2 separate regions of the Mus musculus genome follow, and region 1 is linked to region 2. A link is a contact called in ENCODE Hi-C or POLR2A ChIA-PET data. All regions are on one chromosome and are shown on one strand. Each heading gives the region's core, a stretch centred on a gene start or an enhancer-like site at or near the end of the contact. The rest is flanking DNA. Distances are from core to core; before and after follow the strand shown.

What was found. A loop is a pair of places that touch in the nucleus more often than their neighbours do. ChIA-PET counts read pairs that join two places held with the same protein, here RNA polymerase II (POLR2A).
Region 1: POLR2A ChIA-PET joins it to region 2 with 13 read pairs in embryonic stem cell. The contact joins the promoter of BC048403 here to the enhancer-like site in region 2. A Hi-C loop is called at or near these places in 1 of 37 maps with a recorded cell type or tissue (T-helper 17 cell). POLR2A ChIA-PET finds 5 or more read pairs at or near these places in 2 of 5 experiments (both embryonic stem cell).

Annotation. Positions count from the first base shown.
Region 1 is chr10:121,738,177-121,741,474 of GRCm38, reverse strand. BC048403 (cDNA sequence BC048403) reads right to left here and starts at 1,545. Exons shown (of 3, transcript NM_173022.3): 1 at 1,265-1,545. The coding sequence starts at 1,499.
Region 2 is chr10:121,691,671-121,695,031 of GRCm38, reverse strand. It overlaps D930020B18Rik (RIKEN cDNA D930020B18 gene), which reads right to left. Exons shown (of 13, transcript NM_177335.4): 13 at 1,118-2,673. The coding sequence ends at 2,547. Among named protein-coding and RNA genes, the nearest start is that of Gm35865, 12 kb to the left of the region's middle. Within about 2 kb of position 1,656, at least 1 of the 3 ENCODE cell types and tissues checked has a DNase peak (open chromatin) inside an H3K27ac peak, as active enhancers do.

The DNA.
Region 1 (3,298 bases), core at 296-2,795, 47 kb before region 2:
ACATCTCAAACTGCCAGAATATTATCCACCTTCGATATTACTGCTAGAATGTATCATATATATGATATATATCAAATGCATACATGAATAGTCATCATATAAATAATATTTGTACATGCTTTGAATAAAGGATATATATACATATATATGTATATATATATATATACACACACACACACACACACACACACACACTCAATCTGGTTATTCAAGGCAGGTGTGTTCAGGTTTGAGACCCACCACCTCCCATAAAATGCATACCCAACTCACTACACTGTAGAAAACAGGACAGTAACCCTGTAATAGCAATTGCACCTTTGGGCCCATTAGAGAAAAACAGAGTAAAATCTCTGGCCACTTTTTACCAATAACTAAGTAACAATCATTTGAAAAGCTACAGGCCTTATCATCTCAGAAAGTCCTTTGCCCAGAGTGTTTACCAAACGTTCAGTATTCAGCGAGCTACCTGGCAATAGAAGGGGATCAACTCTATATGTAACGTACACTCTCACTCTCTTTGATGCCAGAGATGTGTATCCTTCACTCACGAAAGGCCCTCCAACTTGTAATAACTAAAGGGTCAAGAAGAAACCTAAGTATTACAACTGCCTATTCCAATTTTTTGGTAGTCAGCTATCATTTGTCATTATTATTAAAGGTAATACTTTGAATGCACAGCCCTTGGCTTTTATGAAGCCGACTGTTTCTTGTAGTGGTAGTCCTGCATCTTATTTTGAGGGTTAAAATTTACATGAGGACTAGCAGTGTTCACTATCCTGTCCCTTAACGCTTCTCCAGTTAAGGTTTTGCATAATTCCTGCCCTTCCTGGCCAGGATCTGAAGAGGGGACAGGACGCCCCTCTGTATAAGAGGCCAGACAAAATAGCATTTATTAACACACCTAGCTTCCATCGCCTGCTTTTGCTCCTCAGACCGCAGTGAGGTCTAACTAGTGAGTTAGAACGGGGACACAGAACTTGGTTAACTTGTCATTTATGAAACCAGTCCATGCACGGTGCAAAACCGTAAACCCACGGGGTTTGGAGCATGCCCAGGGAAGAGCATCCTCCCAGTCCACCTAGGCAGCGATGGCACAGGCCGGTGGGCGGAGCTTGCGGCACACTAGGGAAGAAGGGGCACCGGTGGGAGGAGACCTGGGCAGAGTGGAGCCTGCCGCTGGGAGTGACGAGGCACCCAAGCCAAGCAGACCAGGCAGCGCACCCCCTTTCCTTCCTCCTCAGGGGCAGGGGCGGGGCGGAGGTACCTAGTTTCTGCCCCAGGTAGGTGAGGCTGTGATAGACCTTCTCAGCCGCGGCCAGGTGCGCCAAGGCCGCCAGCAGCGACAGCCAGCTGCCCCCCGCGCTCTTGTTGGCCTCTCGTTCCTTCTCCACATTGTCCTTGGCCTTGTCGTAAGAGAAGATACCCAGGTGAGAGAAGAACGTCTCCAGCACCGCCTGTTCCACCGGCACCGGGGCGGCTAGCGGGATAGACTCCCCCATGCGACCTGCGCGCCAGCTCCACCCACGTGGCTCCGCTCGCACTTCCGGGTTCTGAGGGGGACGCGCGTGCGCAGCTGCGTGCGTGCGCGTGCCCGCGGCGGGGCGGGCGAGCCGGCTGGCGGCGGGATGCTCCCGGGGCTCGCAGAGGGCGTGGCGGAGGTGAAAGGTGGAGGTGGCTACCAAGCCTAGGAACCTGAGCTTCCAGAGCCAGAGACCTGCAGCGGAGCCACCTCCAGCCCCGGGACGTCTCCTGCCCTCCGGAGGCCCCTGGAGGCCAGCGCCTTAGCGCGGATGACGTCACACGGGCTTGACGTCAGCTCTTGCGTGTCCATCAGAGCCAGAAGCCTTATCAGCCCTTACACCACCAAGGTTGTCAGATGGAAGCCAGACAGGAGTTCATAGCTAGTCGCCTAGTTTTCAAACCGACACACGCCATCAGTTAACATACCTGGCTAAGTCAGATCTGCATGAGTCGGTCAGCTTCCAGAGCTACAACTCTCTTCAGAGTTGCCCATCCATCTCCAACTCCATGAAGCTTCCTTGCGGGGGTTCTCAGAGTCAGGAATGACTTCCCATGAAATCGGTGCATTTTGTCATGCAGTTTCTTCACACGTTCATACGACATTTAAGAACACTAAACCATCTCAGCTCACAAGTGTGCTTTGAAATATTTCACGTATAAATTGTACGAATTAGAGAGTTTCACTGGGACATTTCCACGCATGAATATATCATGCTTTGACCATGTCCATCTCTCCTTCTCTCTCTTACACTCCTCTCTTCATCTTCCTTTGGCTTTCTTCCCAGTCCCTAAAAGTCCTTCTTCTCACATAATGCAAACCTAGGAAAAATAGTCACAGGGTATGCCAGACAAAGGGCTAATGTTTTAAGTTTTAATGGGCCAAGATCTCTTTCTAACCAGTAAAAACGAGAGGTTATGGACCTGTTGAGATGACTGTGTAGGGGCACTCGCTGCCCTGCCTGAGGCTCTGAGTCAGATGCTAGAAACCTACATGAGGAGTGCTGAGTCCTGCACGTTATCCCCTGACTTCCACATGAGCACGCAGGTATACTCACACAAAAACACGTGTTTGAAAGGCTATGTACATACTAGTCTCAAGAGAAATATGAAATGCAATTTTTATACCCAATTGAACCATTCAAAAGAATGCAGGCTAACTACTATACTCCTTATGAAGTGAAACTTCTTTCTGCTGAAGGGTCTGTGTAGAGAGAGTTGGTCTTGAATAGTCCGAGGCCTCTGCCTACTGTGTGTCAATGATACCCAGACCCAAAATAAGTTTCAAATATTGTTATGTGGGCTGGAGAGATGGCTCAGCAGTTAAGAGCACTGACTGTTCTTCTGGAGGTCCTGAGTTCAAATCCCGGCAACCACATGGTGGCTCACAACCATCTGTAATGAGATCAGACGCCCTCTTCTGGTGTGTGTGAAGACAGCTACAGTGTACTTACATATAATAAATAAATAAATCTTTGGGCCAGAGTGAGTGGGGCTGGAACAAGCAGGAATGTGTGTGTGTGTGTGTGTGTGTGTGTGTGTGTGTGTGTGTGTGTGTTGTAGGGGCATGTGTTCACATGAGTGTGTGCCTGTGTGTTTGAGTGCACATACTCAGTATGTGCTTTCATGTAGAGACCGGATATTATTGTTTCAGGTGTCTTTCTTAATTTTCCCCTCCCTTTTTCTTTAACACGGGTCACTCGTTGAGCCTAGAGCCCACAGATTGTTTAGGTTAGCTAGCCTATGAGCTCGAGGGATCCAACAGTCTTGACCCACCCAC
Region 2 (3,361 bases), core at 407-2,906:
AATGGCGAAATGGTGAAAAGGCTTGGAGACTGTGTGGTTGTGTTGATGACATAATCATGTAGGCTTACTTGGAATCTACTGAGACAACATAGCAGAGGAACACACTACCCCACGTCAAAGTGTACATCCAGGGGCAGGAGGGATGGCTCAGTGGTTAAAAGTGCTTGCTGTTCTTCCAGAGAACCTGAGCTTGGTTTCCAGCACTTACACCCGGTAGCGCGCAACTTACACTGGGTAGCGCGAAAACCCCTATGGCTCCTGCTCTAACGTATCCAATGCCGCCCTCTTCTGGCCTCTACAAACCCACACATAACCATAAAAGAAAAAAAGAGTGTTGTATACAAAGCCAGCACTTGGGAGATAGAGGCAGGAGGAAAAGGAGTTCAAAGCCATTCTTGGCCACTGAGCGATCAAGTCTCCCTGGGTTCCGTGAGACCCCGTTTTAATAAACAAAAGTGTTGTTTACAGGCAGAGGACACTAGAGAGCTTGGAGAAGCTAGTGAGCTTACAGAAAGAAATAGGCAAGGCCTAGAAAGTGGCTTAATGTAAATTGGTTAGATGCCTGAGTCAGAACTAGAAACGAGGTTTCTGGGTGAAGGTTTCATTCTTATACTTTTTTCCCCCAAAAGTTCAATACTTAAGACTTTTTAAAAAATCACAATAAAAGGAAAAAAAAAAAAAACCTCATGGAAACAAATAAGACTAGTAATTTATAAATAATCTGCAAACAAAACATTTTTTATCAATGTATCAAAACATTATTTTGAGAGTCACAGTATACCAGGTTTTTCAAGTTGAAAACTCAGTACTACCTTTATGGTATTTTTTTTCTTTTGAAAGATCTTACAATGATTCTATTAAACACTGCACTGACAACGAAACCAGCACATAAGAACTTGCCTGGGATGCTGGCAAATCAAGTCATTACTGGCGCAGTAAGAATGGCGTGTGGGAGCACAGCAGGGCGAGGAGGCGGCTGAGGCTGCCCAGGGCAGGTGCACACATCTGGAACATGGGTAAGAAGGTTCCCTCCTTAGCCACCTACAGCCTCTCAGAGTAGCAATTTGAGAAGCTAAAAGTGTCTGCATGCCTTTTTTAACACAAAGTCTCATATCTAGAAGCCAGTTTTTATTTTATTATTTTTTGTGGTGCTGGACACTGAACCCGGGGCCTCCCTACATGCTAGGCAAGTGCCCTACCATTTGAGCTACAGTCTCAGCTGGAACGGTTCTATTTTTACATAAAATATTTAGAAAGCTATAGAAGTAGTAAATTTAAGAAATATATTGAGCAATCAGTCAAAATCATATAAATATTATATTAAAAAATGATCACTGTAAAATAATTTAAATATTGCTGGACAAATTTATGACACGAAACTAAGTCTCAACAAAGTCCCCAGCCGTGGTTCCATTGAGCACCACAGGCAAAGCCGCCCAGAGTGCACTTTCTTTGGAAGCAGACTTTCCTCTCCTACTTCCTCAGGCTGTAGGAAGTTATACAGAAAGCCCACTTCTGGTGTTTTTTAAAGTCAAACGCAACAGCTCCAGAAAGTGTTTGGGGTCTAAGTTAACTTACAGCCACTCAGTGTGACCTTTTGTAAATGAGTGCGAGAGGCTCCACAGGCTGGTTCAGACTGGCCCACTCTGGCGTGAAACAGAGCAGCATACTGCGGAGCTTCCCCACAGGAAGTCCTGCCTGTTTTCCTTCAGTATTCCGTGCAGCTGCAGTGGTGTCCTCCTGCCCACTGCTGCAGGCACACTTTTGACATTAAAATATTTCCGGGTAGGGGAGAAAGTGCCGCACGCCATCACCCACACGCCATCGCCGGGCACTTCTCTAAGGCTGTGTACTTTGTACTTCTACGACAATCTTGCTGCGGGTGTTCCAGTGGCTCCCTCCAATCGCCAAGGAGACCCACGAGATCTGTTCTGCACACGCAGGCTCTGAGATTCTGCGCTTGCTCAGTACTGTTTTCATGGCTTTGAGAAAGCTTTCATTCTGGAGAGGTACGGCACTTTCCATAAGTGAAGAAAGATGTAGCCAGTGTTTGTGTTGCTTGGGGCTGGGTTGTTTTGCTTTGGTTTTGTTACTGTTTGTTTGGGGTTTTTTGGTTTTGTTTGTTTTTTTTTTTTTTTTCCTGTGGTAGAGCTTGAACACACATCTTCACAGATGCTAGGTAGAGACTCTGCCTCTGAGTTGCAGGCTCTCAGCCCAGACATAGCTACTTAAAAAAAAATTAAGACTCTACCCCCACCCCAGAACTGGGCGTGGGGACACACATTTTACTCCTAGTGCTTGGGAGGCGGAGGCAGCGGCAGGCAGATCTCTGTGAGTTCAAGGTCTACAGAAGGAGTTCCAGGACAGCCAGGACTACACAGAGAAACCCTATCTCAAGAAAGCAGAAACCAAAAAGTAAGAGCTCTTAAAGCGGTGTTAATGAGCACTTCACTAGACTCTTTAGAAGGAAGGAGCTAAATAGTCCATAAATCAAAAGGCTGTTTTCCATAGTGACTTCAGTGGATACTTTATACTTCTAACCTCCTCTAACATTTTGCACACTGTTTCTGCTCAATCAACTGCAGAACTTCATGACAGAGCTGAGTGGTGGGCTCTGTAATGGGGTAGCAGCCTGGGAGCCTCTGCTCCAAGGCCGGCATGTGAATAAAGTACCTGCAAGTCACAGAGAGAAACAAAACACCGTTAAAACGAGAACTTTCACACTGGCTCATCCAGTATGTTCACATTCGCGGCACAACGATGGAAGGGTGGGGGAGGGGAGGGGTGGGGGTGGGGGAGGGGCGGGGTGGGAGTGGGGGTGGAGGACCCTTAGCCACGGGGACTCAGCATGTCCAGACTTCCAACCTCCCGAGCTCAGGACTTAGAAAATCCTTACCACATATGCACTCCAGCCTTTCTCTTTGAGACAGGAATTATTAATAATGGATCTGCCACCTAGGCGGTGACCAAGACAGGATGGGGCTGTCTTCACCAAAATCTATGCTAAGGACTCTGATGGTGGGCCCTCAAACTGCACAGCAAGGAGAAGGGAACCAAGATGAGATAACCCGTCCGATCAGGCAAGAGGAAAGAGTAGGGTTTATCTCCCATAAAGATATAGGCAACCTTCATCCGCGTCCTTGAGTAGCATCAAAGAACGAAGACCAGAATCACTGAGGGTAGCTTTTTAAAACTGCCATTCCTAGATCATGCCCCAGGCAAACCAAAACAGAAGGACCACAACCTGGGTCAGTGTTTTTGATAACAGATGATTCTAATGCAAGGTCAGTTAAAACCATTGGTTTAAAAAAAAAAAAAAAAACCACAAACCTGAAGGTCCACAAGAATCATAAACCAGGGG